Regions from separate parts of the Homo sapiens genome. Here region 1 is linked to region 2. The links are chromatin loops, found by intact Hi-C in ENCODE. Cell type or tissue: PC-9. All regions are shown on one strand.

Region 1 (8,000 bases), 59 kb before region 2:
GCTGGGCATGGTGGTGCACACCTGTAATCCCAGCTACTCAGGAGGCTGAGGCAGGAGAATTGCTTGAACCTGGGAGGCAGAGGTTGCAGTGAGCTGAAACTGCACTGCTGCACTCTAGCCTAGGTGATAGAGCGAGACTCCGTCCCAAAAAAATAAAAATTAAAAATAAAATAAATAAAATAAAAACACTAAACAAAATAGGAATGGAAAGAAACTACCTCAACATAATGAAGACCATATACAAAAAATCCACAGCTAACATCATACTCAGCAGTGAAAGACTGAAAGCTTTTTAGCTAAGATCAGGAACAAGACAAGGATGTCATTTTTGTCATTTGGGCTCAACATAGTATTGGAAGTCCTAGATAGGCAATTAGGAAAGAGAAAGAAGTGCATGATGGAGGGACAGAAGTGGGAGCATTCAGGCATGTGGACAGACAAGCTTAGCACATTTAGCTCTGGCCTCCTTCCAGAGGTGCTCCCCTTGGATGTGGGAAGTGGCAAGTACAGAGACCAAAATAGCATGCTGTGCCAGGGCACATGGCAGAGCACTGAGGCACAGCACTGCATAAGACAAAGTTCCTGCTGACATTCCAGTGGGGACAGGCAGATAAGGGACAGAAGTAAACTGGCTGATGTGCAGAGATTGGCTAGGTTACTTCAGGTGAGATGATAAGGGAAGAGGAGCTGACATCTGAAGGGGGATTGGACTGAGGAGAACTCATCTTGGGTGAGACCTGGGGGAGCATGTTCTAGGCTGAGGGAACAGCACAGGCAAAGGCCCTGGGACACTAATGAGCTTGGAAGAATGGAGGTACCAGAAGGCCAGAGTGTGATGACCACAGTGATGGAGGAGAGAATGGAGAGTCAGATGTGGACAAGATCAAGAAAACTCTTGATGTTTTCATTTCCATTTGAGATAAGGACACTGAGGCTCAGGGAATTTGAGTCATTTGACCAAGGTCATTCAGCTTAGACCCTGGTTTCAAAGTCCTCACTGTCCCAAACACTGGACCTGGGTCAGATGCACACATACACATTGTGTCACCACCTTCTAAGTACCTTTAAGATTTGGTTGCAATAGAAGCAGATGTTTAGACAAGGCTTACCAAATGTATTTTGGGATTTAGTCTAATTCCCCATTAGTAGACTCCCTTGCCCCCACACCAATATCTCTGCCTCATCTTCTAAACAGTCAGTTATTAATTCTCTACACAAGTTCACAGAAAACAAATCAAAACGCAAAATACACCCAGTCAGATAGGTTTTTGCCCAGTGACTTCAATGTGGCTCCTATAAGATCTTTCTACTTCCCGTGTAAAGAAAGGCCCAGTAGTGCCTCTGAAAGCAGGCTGAGGGTATCCAGAGGCCATTCAAGGGTCTCAGGGACCCACAATTCATAGGCCACACAGCAGAATGAACACAGCTGAAGAAAGCACTAGTGAACTAGAAGACCATCCTGAGGAAATTGCTCAGGATACAGCACAGAGTCAAGGAGATGGAAAAGTAAAGTCCACCACAGTCAAGAATGCCCAAGAAATCTCAATCATAAACCCAGGGGAGCAAAGGAAGGAAGGAGGACAGCCAAAAGGGCACACTCTACAAGCAGCTGCTACCACCTCCTGCTCATGTAAACATGGGCTTGCCTCAGACCCTCCCTCAGGATTCTGAGCAGCCGCGTCTCCACAGACTGTGGCAGAGGGAGAAGAAAGGAAATGGATGTTAACTGAATGCTATGACATGGCATGTGCTGTTCCATCTATGCCTCATTTAATTGGTCCATGGCCTTGAGGCTAAAGTCTTTGCTCCGATTTCATCATGGGGCAGAAATTAACTGTATCTCATTGGTCTTCACACCCTTAGTAGTTAGCACAAAGACACAGTAGGTGCTCAATGAAGACTGTTAAATGAGTGTGAAATCTGAGGCTTGGAGAGCTCAGGGGCTGTTGCATAGTGACATGAGGGTAAGACAAAGAGAAAGGATTTGAATTCAAGATTATCTGCCCCCAGTGTCTGTACTCTTTTGATTCCACCGTGCTAAGAAATGTCCACTCGCCTCCAGAGGCCGCCGGCTCAGCCCTCAGTCCAGCACCTCCAAAACATGGCTGGATAGCGGCAGAGGGACCCGGCCCAGCCCCAGCCCGTCTCTCACATTTGGAGCCTGCTCCCATTCCTTCCTGGAGAGAAAGAGTTCAGCTCTGTCTACCTGGCACAGCAAACACTCCCAGCTTTGTCTGCCACGTTCAGCAGTTTTCATACCTCCTTGTGAACAAAATAAACTGTGTGTTCTCATTTTGGGTTTGGGGAAAAAGGCCCAGTTAATTACAAAGGCTGCTTTGCCTTGGTATGGAGACAGAAAACTGGATTTGTTTGGACTAATTACGTTTACTCACACATCTTGGTTCCAGCTGAGTCAATGCTGGTAACCAGGCCCACCGTCTCCAGAATCTCCCCCACCATCCCCAAACAAAACAGTCCTTGGGCTCTCCTCATTGTCCCAGCCCTGAGCCTTGCTGTTGCCTTTGGAAAATGCCAGTCAACGTTCAGAGTCCTGACGGGGAGGCGACCTACATGGGACCACCTCATGCAATATGCTTCTAAGGTCAGGGCTGGGCGTGGTAATCCCAGCACTTTAGGAGTCCGAGACAGGCAGATCACTTGAGCCCAGGAGTTCAAGTTCAGCCTGGGCATCATGACAAAACCCTGTCTCTACTAAAAATACAAAAATTAGCCAAGCGTGGTGGTGTGCGCCTGTAGTCCCAGCCACTCAGGAGGCTGAGGCACGAGAATCGCTGGAACCCAGGAGGCGGAGGTTGCAGTGAGCTGAGATCACACCACTGCATTCCAGCCTGGGTGACAGAGTAGGACTCGGTCTCAAAAAAAAAAAAATTCTTCTAAGTGTTAGAAGCAAAATTTCTGCACTTCAGTCAGCTCATGCTTATGAAGGGTACGTGTCTGCCACTGGACACTGGCATACTTGGAGAAATTCTGTTTCCTTGGAGAGACCATATGTTCAGGCAGCCTGTTAAGATCATGTGGGCGCTTATTTAAAATGCAGATTCAGGCTGGGCACAGTGACTCACCCTGTAATCCCAACACTTTGGGAGGTTGAGGCAAGCGGATTACTTGAGGTCAGGAGTTTGAGACCAGCCTGGCCAACATGGTGAAACCTGTTTCTACTAAAAATATAAAAATTAGCTGGGCCTGGTGGCAGACACCTGCAATCCCAGCTTCTCGGGAGGCTGAAGCAGGAGAATCGCTTGAACCTGGGAAGTGAAGGTTACAGTGAGCCGAGATCACGTCACTGCACTCCAGCCTGGACAACAAGAACAAGACCCCATCTCAAAAAAATGTAGATTCCCAGACCCTGCCCAGACCTACTGAGTGAGGCATGAAAGGGATAGGGCCTGGCAATCTGTATTTTCAACAAGCACCACAGGCGACACTGACTTGCGAAGGCTTTGGTGCACAGCATCCCACCTTTGCACTCGAAATCCACGTCATCCTAGGCAAGCTGTTTTGTACTTCTCAGCCTCAATTTCCCAGAGCTGAAAAAATAAGGGCCAATAATAACTCTCTTACAAGGGTGCGGGTGGTTGTGCAGATGAGGTGAGACCCCCACCCACAGTGAGAACTCATTGAATGGAACTTATTCCTATGACTGAATGTAGCTGAGTTAATTTCAAGGATTTGACGGAGTGCTGGGGGAAAAAAGATAATGCTTGCACCCTGCAGAAAGCCCTGGCACTTTCAAACCAGTATCCACATTCTCTCTAGACCCTCCACCCGGTCATTCATTTTTGCAGACTCCAAACTCCACAAACCTCTTCTCTTCCTATGGTCCCTCTTCCATAAATAAATCATTAGAAGATTCACATTTGAGGGCCTCCAGAGCCTTCCTCTTAGTGGAGTCAAAAGCAGACACATCCTCCCGGGGAACAATGAGCAAAGTCCTACATTTGCAAAATGGTCAAAAAATGAGTCATTTCATTTGTGGAAAATGAATATATCTGATCTTGCAAATGTTTTGCCTCAGGGGAAAGTAGTGAGCGTGAATTCACAAACAGGCTTCTCCATGCAAAAGCACTTCCCTGCTGCTCCGGAGGCTAAGAAAAGCAAACCAGAAAGGTGGCAACTCCGATCATTTGAGTCTAAAGAACAAGAATCTCACCAAGCAGGGACCTTGGGGCAGGGCAAGAGCTGGTGGGGAGGAGGTGTCTCTCAGGGCTATCCTTAATTTTTTAAATTTATTTTTGGTAGAGACGGGGTCCGGCTATGTTGCCCAGGCTAGTCTTGGACTCCTGGCCTCAAATGATCTTCCTGCCTTGGCCTCCCAAAGTGCTGGGATTACAAGTGTGAGCCCCCAAGCCCTGCCCCTGTGTGTCCTTAATATTTAGCACAAGCCATGAGCTCTCAAGGTCAGTCATATTTTCCTTAGGCAAATAAAATCCATACACAGCTTCACTGATTTTTCAAGTGCAGAATCTCTGCCCATTAATTTTAGTGAGTGTTTGGTAAGGGGAGGGTGTTGCGGGGGCAGTCTCCACTGAGCATGGGAGTGGTCCATTTTTCCTCTTCCTTCTGGTTTCTGGCCTGAAAATATTTATGAGTCCTGAGTCCAATCAAACACACATGAACATGTGCCTGTTCTGTGCAAGGCATCCTGCCCAGGGCTCCCAGCAAGGCCAAGATGAATCCACTGCACAGACACCCCCTGGGTGCCTGTTCTGTGCCCCACAGGTGCTGGCACCATCGAGCCACAACTCAGGGGCCTCATCCCTGTCCTGGGGGTCTTCCTCTGCCTGAGAGGAAAGACAAATGCTTAAGTCATTTGGACACAAAGCAGAAGGGACTGGGATATCAAAAGTGAAGCATAAAAGGCCACAGAGACAACCAGGAGGCCACCCTGTCAGCCCCAGCTCCCCTGAAAGCTCCAGAAAGGCAGCTGCCATGGGGGCTCTGAGAAAGGAAGGGATCTTCGGGGGGTGGAGTGGAGCATTTTCTAAACATAGGAAACATCCTGAGTCACACACAGCAGGGGGCAGGCACGCAGGAATCATGGGCCGCATTTAGAAAGGCGAGTGGCATCATTTGGTGGGAGCTGGAGGTGCGCATGGGAAGGCTGTGGAAGCGCAGCTGCGCTGGTAGGGGTGTGGCGTCCAGGGACCACCAGGGCCACTGCCACAGTGTGTCAGCCCAGGGGGAGTGCGGGAGGAGAAGCGGGGGAGGGCCGTGGTCACACTTTAGTTTTCCAACCTCCCCTCTAGCGGGTCTGGAGAGGGTAGAAGCGCTCAGAGAGAACTGCAGTCAGGATCCCAGGTTTGGGGACGCAGACCCCGCACGGACACTGCTCTGGAAGCCCAGATCTGGTGACTCTCTGTCCAGAGGGTGGGGGCAGGGTAGATCTGAATGATCTGGGACCTCTGGTCCTGAGAAAAGGGAGGCCCAGCTCCTGGGGGAAGGGTGTGACCCATGACATAGGCCTGGCAGCCAAGTCGTCAGCTGCATGGGAAGAAACACAATGCCTGTGCATGATGGGGACAACGGGCCAGGGCAGGTAAAGCCATGACGAGTCACATCTGACCCCAGCATCTTAGCCTCAGCAACACTGTCTACTGCGATGTCCACACGGCAGGGCATTTTGGGGCTGGATTCTTCAGCCCTGGAAGAACTAAACACAGCCTTCCCTGCTGGAACTTCCATCCGCGATCTCCCTTGCCCGGCTTCTCCTGTCTGTGCACCCTGCTGGGAGCTGTGTGGCTCGGAGCTGGGACATATGCTCGGCTCTGTGTGCCAGTCCCCCTGCAACGCAGAGGCCATTCCTCATTCTCCCCAGGCAGCCAGTCATGCTCACTCCTGGGGTCCCTGCACATGCTGTTCCCCCACCGAAATGTCGTTCCCATCCTCCTCCCCCAGGGCTGGGTTCCACAGCGCCTGCCTGGCAAATGCTTTCCTGATGATCCGCTGGAGTGAACACCAGGCCGGGTGGGGCTGGGGCAGACCAGATCCCCACCACGAGGGTGTATTCACTCTACATGTTCACTAGCCCCCGCTCAGGTCACCAGTGAGAGCAGGCTGTTCTCAGGGCGACCCCGTAAGGGACCCGCTGCCCACCATGAACTTTCACAGAATGAGGGTTTCAGGTAAGCAGCTGCCTTCTTGGAAGACAGAGGGAGAAGGGCACCTTGGGGGGATTGGGGGAAGCTTAGATCCCAAAGGAGCCCAGAGAGGCAGGCCAGGGAGGGCCTGAGAGGCTGCGAGGCCATCTCCTTCCTGAGCCTGCAGCCCCTCCGAGTCCATGTGGGAATCCCCTTCCACCTCAGAGCCAGCCCCAGGGATTGGCAACCCACCCTCTCCCTAACCTGTTGTTTTGAATTAATTGTTTGAACAAGTATTACATTGACAGGGTTCAGAACCCTCAGGAATATTCCTAGGTCTGCCCTGAGGAAGCATACAGGCACTGGAGGCCCTGCCCCTTGCCCTCCCTCTGAAGGGACCATTTTAAGAGACAACTGTTTCCTTCCTGCTTCTTTTTGCTGACAAATTAAATAAGAATATACGTACTTACACCTGCCCTTTCTTACCCAAAGTAGTGTGAGATGTGTACTCTCACACCCTGCTTTGCTCACTTAATGGTACATTCCAGAGCTTTCTCCATCGTGCACCAGGGCAGTCTCCCCTCCTCCTCCTCAGGGCCACGCTGTGTTCCAGGGTGGAGCCATGTGGCGGTGCACACCTCAGGCTGCAAGGGGCCTGCTGCCCCCTCCCTCGGATCCCCAGACCCTAGCCTTTGTCCATCCATCCCCCCGGGCATCCCCCCCTTATCCCTTTAGCTCCCACTCTTGCCAGCCCAAGTGCACCATCCCCAGCTAGTCCCCTCACCTGGGCTTCACCCCTGCACACAGTCCTTCTGGGACCCTCTCTCTCTCCAGTTCCCCTTCTGAGCATGCCTCTGCTTCCTGCGAGACCCTGCCTCTCACTCCCTGGACTCTGGTTCCCTGGAGCCCAACTCCCTGCCAGTGTCCCCTGCTCCAAGCACATAGCCGACTGCCCCAAGTATAAGATTCAGCACCCCCTGTGCTGCCACCCAAGAGGCTCCCTGGGATGCAGCCTCCCCCAGATCTGTCTCTTGTTCTGCAGGCACCTGGAGGACCCCACTCCAGCTGGCATCCTCACGGCCAAGCTCAGGACATCTCATCTCCCCAGCCTGTAACATCACAATACAAACCAGCCACCTCAGGCCACCACCCTAAGACCTGGAAGTCCATCTGCTGCCAGAGGGGACTGGGGGTCCGTGGGCTCTTAACTGCCTCCTGGCCTCTCCTTCGCATCCCCAGCCTCACCATGCTGACCCCCATCTCCCATGACCATGGCCTTCTTGGTCCCCCAGCTCATGCCTTGAGAACTGCTGGGCCTCAGGCCCCGTGGCTGGGGCACTGACACCCCAGGTACTGTCTCAGACCAGACCCTCTTCTAGGTTCAGTCAGAGCCTCTGGCAGAAAGCCCACTCCATGTCCACCCCCACCTACCCTCGGTTGGTGGGGCGAGGATGGGCAGGGGCATTACGCCTGCCGTGGAGACACCCCTGCATTGTTAGAGGCTGGTTAGAGCCGGGCCCACCACCAAGCATCTTAGACTTGCCCTGACCCCGCCCAGCCCAGCCCCAGGGGTGTCAGGTATAGAAGTTTCTGGTCCTAGACGGGTCACAGCCTTGGCACACTGGGCCATCACCAGCCCCAGAAAGGAAGGGACAACCACCAACCTAGGTGATCTCTGCAGAGGTCACTCTAAACACAGGGAAGCTGGGAAGGGCTTTTGCTCCAGGATGCAGAGCCAACAGACGTGCTCTGCAGATCATGCCCAGGCCCTTGGGGCACACGCCAGGGCTGAAGGGGGCAGCCAGGGGAGGAGAGGTCTGACCTGGGAGACCCGCAGGGAGAAATCAAAGCACATGGTTTCATCAACGCCGCTCACCGCCAGGATTCAGACACACGGACAGA
Region 2 (8,000 bases):
GCGGCACCTGGCATTCTGGAACTTCTCTTTCTGTGTAAAGAGCAAGAGCAGGTCCCAGTGTTTGCAGCTGAGCGCCAGGACCGACGTCGGGCTCTGCTGAGCACTAGCCGAATGAACAGGCACCCGAGTGAACGGATGAGTGGAATTTACTGCACCCATAAGTAGAATCTTGAGCCCTGTGCCTGACCTAGACTAGGCCCTCAGACATGGTTCAGGGCTGGCAGGATGAGTAAGTGCCTACTGAATGCAAAGGCTGCAGAGGCGAGAGGCAGGTGGTGGGGATGCAGCTCCTTGTGCACCATCTGGCAAGGGAAGAGAAGGTGACTCTTTACCACCAACCCCTCCCCTGTGCCAGGCTCCTGCAGTACACAAGACAGGAGCATGGAGGAAAATCAAACCAAGCCTCCGCCAGTGGGATGGAAAAGGTTTCCAAATAAACCAGCGGCCAAGGCTCAGAATGGCTGACCAGAGGCCTTGCCCAGAGGACAGAGAAATCCACACGGCTGCCTGATGAAATCGAGAGGACACGCCAACTAGATTAGCACAGATCATCAGCCTACAACCAAAGTACCTGCTCCAGGAGCACACGGAGCTTTGGCGCCCACCTTCAGGCTCTGGCCATGCCAGACATCATGAAGGGCAGCCTCAGGCTCCCTCAGAAAAGCAAAGAACAAGAACTGCAAGAGTTTCGTTTAAAATCCATGTTAAGTCTGAACAGCTTCACAATTGCAATTAGCCAGACAGAGCTCTCTGCACATTTGAGAGGCTTGATAAACGCCTCTTTGGTCCTGGGGCCGAGGGAGGCAAAGTTGCACAGATAATAAAACACCAGGGCATTACCAAATCTTCTCAGCATGGATGACACATGGATGTGTTGATGGGGCCCAGAGAAGGCCGACATGGCCACTGCACTCCACCCCTGGCACGGGCTGGGCAGAGAGGCCGGTATGATCAGCAATTCCCACATAAGCTCAGAGCCCCTCCACAGTGGCTGATGCCATATAGCTGGGGAGCAGCTGGGCTGAGAGGAGAGCCCGTTTCTCAAACGTCTCCTGTTGAGAAGGGCCAGGGACCTTCAGGCAGGATCTGCTGTGGAGCTCACAGAACAAGTATCCTCCGAGCCCCAGAGCAGACCAGGCCCGGGGCTTCCAAACCAAATCTCTGTCTCAGCCCTCACAGCCAAAGTCTGCTTCTCTTAGTGATTCCTAAACATCCAGACACCATGTGCAGGGGATGATGCCCTCAAAGACGGGTAGAGCCACTTCCTGGGGCTGGGCAGGCCCTCCAGAGCTCTGTCCAACACCTATTGGAAATGCCTTTAAGTGGGCGTGTCCTTTGGCCATTCTAGGAATCTATCCAAAGGACACAGTCATTGCACAAAGATGCAAAGATTGGCAGTGACCAATTGCTCAACGGTAGGAGGTTGCATATGTAATAACAGCACCCATGCAGTGTGGGAAAATAGGCAGCCAACAGCGCAGCTGTAGAACAGCATTTCCCAACCAGCATCCCCTACACCAGCAGCCCCATGTGAGCTCCCAGAGGAACACATGGTCAAATATGTTTAGGACTCATTACCAGCAGGGGACAGGGGGCCCTCGGAAGGGGCCACTTGAGCCAGCCACATGAAGGGACGGCTTACAGAGGGCAGGTGAGGGCAGGGAGCCCCCCAGAGACACACCCAGGGCTAGCAGAGCGACGAGCTGTCCACTCCCTGGACCTAAGGGATGAGAGGGAGCAGTCACCTGAACCCAAAGGGATTGCAGAGGGGAGCTGTGGCTGGGGACAGGGGGACCGCAGGAGGGGCTAGAGAAATGAATATCCCAGCCTCTTTCCATCCTGCCCACTGATCTCCCATCAGTAAACCCACCAGAAAGCTGGAGGGTGCGGAAGCCAGTGAGAGAGGGCATCCCTCCAGGGCACAGAGTATGGTGAGCAGTGGACAGTGGGTCCAGACAGACAGATGGACAGAACACCCGGATGCACTCTCTTCCCCGTGGAGAAACAAAATGCTATTCTATTCATTAGCACATGGAATACACACATTTAACTTCACTTACCCCTGCCCACTCCAGAACATATGGACGCTTTCTCCCGATGAGTTTAGGTCACACTGACCTAGAAGAGTTAATGGCATAGGACACAGCATATCACGACGCAGGCAAGGTGAACACACTGCAAAACTTAGCTGATGACAGGAGCCCAATGGTGGTGACAAAGGATTTGCCATGGAGAAGAGCCCTGAAGGACATTCTCCCCCATTACAGATGACAAAAGATGATTTTGATTTTATTCTTAGTGCTTTTAAAAAAAAAATCCAACTGAACAGAGTGAACCTGACTCAGGCTTTTTTGCTTGTTTTGTTTTACAATTCAATGACTTTTGTAACTTTCACTGAATGGTGCAATTACCACCATAATGTTAGATTTACAATGTTTTCTTCTCCCAATGAGATCCCTCATGCATTTACATCCAATGCATTCCCTTATCCATCTTCAGCCCCCAGCAATCACTAATCTACTTCTATCTCTATGGGGTTGCCTTTTCAGGACTTCCATATGCCACAGTCTGGTGGCGGGGCTTCCTCCACTTGGCATTGTGTTTTTGAGGTTTATCCATGACATAGGGTGCACCAGCAGATCGTTCCTTTTCAGGGCTGAGTAGTAGTCCACTGTGTGGAAGTACCAAGTTTTCTCTCCATTCACACCATTTTTTTCACAATGCTTCTGCCTTAAACCACTGGGAGGGACTTGCTCTCCAGAAAGAGAGCATAATGGAGGCACCTCCACAGCTGGTCCAGAAGCCTTGGGTCTGGCTGGCTCCAAATTTCCCCAACTTGATTCATTCTAGGCCCCATCTCCAGTTTTGTGCCATGTCCCTATAAACTACTTAGTATTTTCCTTTAAATTGCCTCACTCCTTTACTTAAATGTATTTTGAAAAGAAAATTCACTTTTATTTATATTCACATTTTAAATGTAAAATACTATCATTACTTGAAATAGAAAAGAATGCTCAAAATAATACCAGGAACACAAAACAATGACATCACATTCTTGCTCCAGACTCTTGCTGTTTCACCCCAAGCTGATCCCTGAAAGAGGCCCAGACACCAGACTGGCACCAAACTGAGCCACTGTCCCATACAGAACCAGAAGAGCTGGAAAGACCTGGGATGTAATGACCTGACCTCTACACAGCACCCGAAGCATCTAGAAGCAGCACCATCATCACATGCTAGCCCCCCACCTAAAGTCAGGTGCACCCCTGGCTTCCGAGGCCCCCTGGCAGCTCCGGCATTCTAGGATTCCAGGATTCCCACATGCAGAGGCTGGGAACCTTGACAAAGCTGTGTCGGGGGTGGGAGCAGGAGTGACCTAGCACCTCCTGTGTGCTGACTTCCTTCCACATGCACCTATGGTGCTCCCAGGTGTGCGAGGCCTGGGGCAAGGCATGGGTGGGGAGCGGCTGGACCTTGCTGTGCTGAATCCTTGAAGTTGGGATCATTTTTTAATCCCATTAGTCCCCAGGGTCTGGCTCAGTGCTGGCTATACAGCAGGTGCTCATGGAATGTAGAATGAATGACTCATAGGTGTGTGCATGAATGAGCTGGCTGGTGAGAGAAAAAGACAGACAGAATAACTCATCTGAAAACTACTCGAACCATTCAAAAGGTGCTGCTCTCCAAGGCAACAGAGTCTTTGGCGGGAGGTGTGGGAAGCCTGTGGCCGAGACAGCATAGTGGCTGCACTAACACACAAGATGCTTTTCACAACTCATGACTGGGGAAAAGGGAAAAGGTTTTTAAAATTTTTTCATGGAAACTGGAAAATGAAGTTCATGTGCTCTATTTGCTCCTGTTCATGCACAGGTGGAGGTGAGGGGTGGCCCCAGGCCCAGAGGTGTCTGTCGGGGAGACCCCTGACTGCCACCCTCAAGGGTGTGCACTGGGTCCTGCAGGCAATGGGGGAGCCATTGAACATTCTTGAGTGAGGGTGGCCTGAACAGATCCAGCTTCAGCATGACTTCTCTGGCAGCAGGTGTGCAATGGAAGGAACCTGGAGGAAGGAGGGCAGCCCCGGCCGCCACCTCTACCCCCAGAGGCTTCTACACGTCCTCAAACTCTCCCAAATCACCCATAATGCCTCCTTTTCCCTCACCTACTCAATGCCACCCACCAAGTCAGCTGCACGTGCACCCAAAATGCTCTTGTCGCCACAGCCACCCTGGTCCAGGCCAGCAGCAGCTTTCCCCTGGGCCACCATGTCAGTCTCCCAGCGGATCTGGCAGCTGCCTCGGGCCCTTCTACAATTTGTGCCACAGCAGGAAAGGCCTTTAAAATAACGTCACACCATGTCACCCCCAAGCTCCTGCAAAAACCCTCCAAAAGCTCAGTCCATCCACCTCACCAGCAGGCCCTGGCTGAGCCATGCTTCCCCAGAGACAGGCTGCATGGTGCTCCTGACACCTGCTCCCAAGTTCACTGGTAAGAGGAAGCCGAAGGTCAGCGGACTCCAGAACTGGCCCTTCACTGGCCGCGGCTGCCCACACTGTCCAGGTGCTGGAAATCCCCTCCCTGGAGTTTCTCCTGGCAGTGTAACCACCCCACAGCCCCCCAGGGAGCTCCCCACATTGGAAAAATATTTCTGGGGCCCTGGTGGCCCCAAATTGGGATGGCCACCATCAAGGATGTGCCCCCACCCCCGGCGGGAAGGCACATGAAGCAGACGCACCTCGCAGAGCGCTGCCTCATTAATACTCATCGCCACTTCACCAACACCCACCCGGCGGTCTTCGGGGATCAGCGGAGGTGTGAAAGTGGATGCATTAGGATGTTAAATAGTTCAACAGCAAGCAGCTCCTGCCAAGTGCTTAGTGGCTTTCTGCTTGCTGGGGCAGTGGCGCCAGTGCTGGCCCAAGGCCCGGCCACCTCAGCAGGACAGCATGAGGACAGTCCGGGCCTGCCACGTGGCCACCAGAGGTGGGGTGGTGCCTCTAACCAGCTGGGGGGTGGCACATCTTCATCCATGGACCATCACTTCCCAGCAAGGCCCTGAGAGGCTGGTGGCTTATTTCCTTAATGCCACTGCTGCCCACAATATCCAGAGAGTTTGACTTTGGGACTTGAATGCATTTATTTGTCTTCTCTCTCCCAGTCACTCCAGGCGTGGCAACTCCTCACCGGAAACCTGAAACGTGGCAAAAGTCACCTGCAGCCCCAGTCCTGGGAACCGGGGTCTGTGCAGCCACCTGTGCTCAGGCTGCCACCACCCCCGTCACAGGCTCCTGCTGGGACACTATTTCTAAACCCCAGCTTTAGGCACTTCAGTGCTTTTGAAGATTTTAAATTGGCACGGGTTAGCATTGCAAACTCAACTGCCTCCTGGGGCCGGCAGTGGCCGGGCCAGGTGGGCCTGGAGCAAACTGGAGAGCCAGCCTGGCCCCTCCAAGGGGACTGCGCCACTCAGTTCCAGCCCCAGACCTTGATCGCCTCAAATTTCAAACTTGGAAATGGTCACATAGGGCCTGTGACCAACATTGCCAATTTGAGACTTGGGGCCCAGGAGAAGAATGGGGGCAAAGAAGGGGGGTCCTTGCCCCCTACTCCTTTTCCACCCCATTATCTGCCAGTTGCCCCTCACACCCCACTGGCCCCCACAAGGGGCTTCTCCCGCTCTGTGGCCATCATCTAGACTGAGACATGGGTCTAGACTGAGAGTCCCTCAAAGGCAAGGCTTCTGAGTCCCAGGGAAGAGGACTCCCTGCTAAATTTTCATTGAATTAAATGACTAATTAATGATCTAGCCTATTTCCTGGTCGGGACAAGGTCAGCCTCACGGCCATCGCTGACTTGCTCCTCTGGTTTATGCATGGTCTCAGGAGTCAGTCCCTACAGAGCACGGCCTGAGACATTCCGAGGTGCACGTCGACCCTTGCAGAGGACAGCCAGCACCCCAAGTGTGAAGGGCGATGCCGCCTGGACACTCACGTCCCGGGATATTTGGCTAAACTGGCCTCATTAACAGGCCGGCCAAACACTCCTCACATATCCACTGGCATCTAGATCTGCGTGGATGGGTTTTGCTGCCAAACTCCTGTTTCTATTGACAGCTACCAGCCACCGGGCCACTTCACAGGCATTAATGCCACTTATTTCTCAAACCGGCTTCAAGAGCTGCTGGCCTCATCCATGGTTGGGGAAACGACATAGGGGAACAACATTGTAGAGAAAGGCAGCGACTGAGGCTTAAGGAGGCAGGGAGGCCAGTGAGCAGGGGAGGCCAGGGCTCATAAGCAGGGCTGTCGCTGGAAGGACCCTATAGTGTGACACCATAGCAAGGCCTGGAGCCAGGAGGCCTTGGTGAGGGGAGGGAAGTGGTTTCTGCCCCTGAGGCCACTATTCCAGGCCCCGCCCTGGTCACGGTGGGGTGCCTGGGTGGTGCCCAGAGGGATTTTCCTGAGGGTGGACACAGGCTTCAGCCCGCCTGCTCTGGGGGCAGCTGCCTGACCCACGCCCCTCTGCAGGCCCCTCTGTCTCAGCCAGAAGGGTGACACTGTTCCTCCAACAGGACATGTCCCTGCGGTAGGAGCCAGGGAGAGGTGGAGTTAGGACAGAGCCTCTGTCACACAGAGGCCTCCTTCAACCTCAAGCATCCTCAGGGGGCACAGGAAGGGCCTTCCAGGCAAGGCCAAGTAGAGGGCCCCCACCTGTGGACTCCCACCCCAACTGCCTGCGGCCAAGCCCCTGCCCGCCCACCCCAGGCCGCCTGGCCAAGGAGGCCCTCCCAAGGCAAACCCAGGGGCCTAACAAGCTCAGACACTGCAGGTCTCCCAGGGCCCCAGGAACAGACGCCTGGAGCCCACGGCGGCTCTCCGTCTCCTGCCCAAGTGGGGCTTCCATCCCTCCAATGGGGCAGCGTGTGGCTCCATGACTGTATCACAGAGGCCGGGCCTCCTCGGCAGGGAGCTGCCTCCGGCATTGGCATCTGCCACAAAACCGGGAACTCCCCTGCAGTCAGCGATCTGGAAAGCCAGCCTCCCAAACTAGATTCATAAAGGACTCCAGGGCCTGATCTGGAAATTTAGTGTGCTCCGAAAATGAGCCAGTTTCCTCAACCATGACCAGGCCCGCCTGGAGATGGTAGCCGCGGAGCAGAGGGGCAGGAGGGAGGAGAAACACCCCAGCCTACAGCCCTGCAACCCCCAGAGGAGTGTCCCCTTTCCTTTTCATTATGGTAAAGGATACATAACACACATTTACCACCTCATCCATTTTAAGCGCACACTTCAGTGGCATTAAGACTTTCTCATCTTCCCCAACTGAAACTCTGCCCCATGAAACACGAACCCCCAGCCCCCCTCCCCCAGCCCCTGGCACCTCCATTCCACTTTCTGTCTCCGTGAATGTGACTACTCCAGGGACCTCACAGAAGTGGAATCATGCAGTATTTGTCCTTTTGTGGCCGGCTCATTCACTAGCATCCTGTCGTCCAGGTTCATCCCTGTTGCAGCGCAGCACAGAACGCCCTTCCTTTTTAGGGTGAATCATATTCCATTGTAGGGACAGACCACGTTCATCTGTCACGGACACTTTCTTTGCTTCCACCTTTGGCTATTGTGAGTAATGCTGTTGTGAACATGGGTGTGCACACATCTGTTTGAGGCCTTGCTTTCAATTCTTTTGGGTCTACACTGAGAAGTGGGATTGCCGGATCATATGGGAATTGTATTGTATGTTTAACTCCTTCGGGAACCACCACACCGTTTCCCACGGCGGCTGCACCACGTTACCTCCCCCCAGCAATGGAGCCACAGAGGTTCTTATTTCTCCACATCCTCACCAACCAGAGAATGGCCTCTCGCAGCAGACGCTGGGGGCCAAGCTCGGTGGTAGAGGCCATTGAAAGCACTCCCAGGTCAAACAGGCTTGGGAAACTGATCACGTTTCTTCCCCACCGGACTCCTCAGAGTGCTCGATGTGCCAATGAGCTCAGGACCCAC

What was found. A loop is a pair of places that touch in the nucleus more often than their neighbours do. Peaks named below come from ENCODE experiments on the same cell type or tissue, not always from the same donor. Only the 100,000 strongest peaks of a DNase experiment are listed, where the experiment ranks them.
Region 1: a loop joins it to region 2, with 2.7 times the contacts of the local background. A loop is called at or near these places in 2 of 110 quality-filtered maps.

Annotation. Positions count from the first base shown.
Region 1 is chr3:13,156,086-13,164,085 of GRCh38, forward strand. It overlaps a transcript of IQSEC1 not described here. Among named protein-coding and RNA genes, the nearest start is that of IQSEC1, 87 kb to the left of the region's middle. RefSeq lists an enhancer at 5,256-5,781. In PC-9, no CTCF peak of the experiment used is centred here; a DNase peak (open chromatin) is centred at 4,016; H3K27ac peaks cover 762 bases.
Region 2 is chr3:13,214,789-13,222,788 of GRCh38, forward strand. It overlaps a transcript of IQSEC1 not described here. Among named protein-coding and RNA genes, the nearest start is that of IQSEC1, 150 kb to the left of the region's middle. RefSeq lists enhancers at 4,944-5,467, 5,468-5,990, 5,991-6,513. In PC-9, no CTCF peak of the experiment used is centred here; DNase peaks (open chromatin) are centred at 1,353 and 3,573; H3K27ac peaks cover 2,686 bases.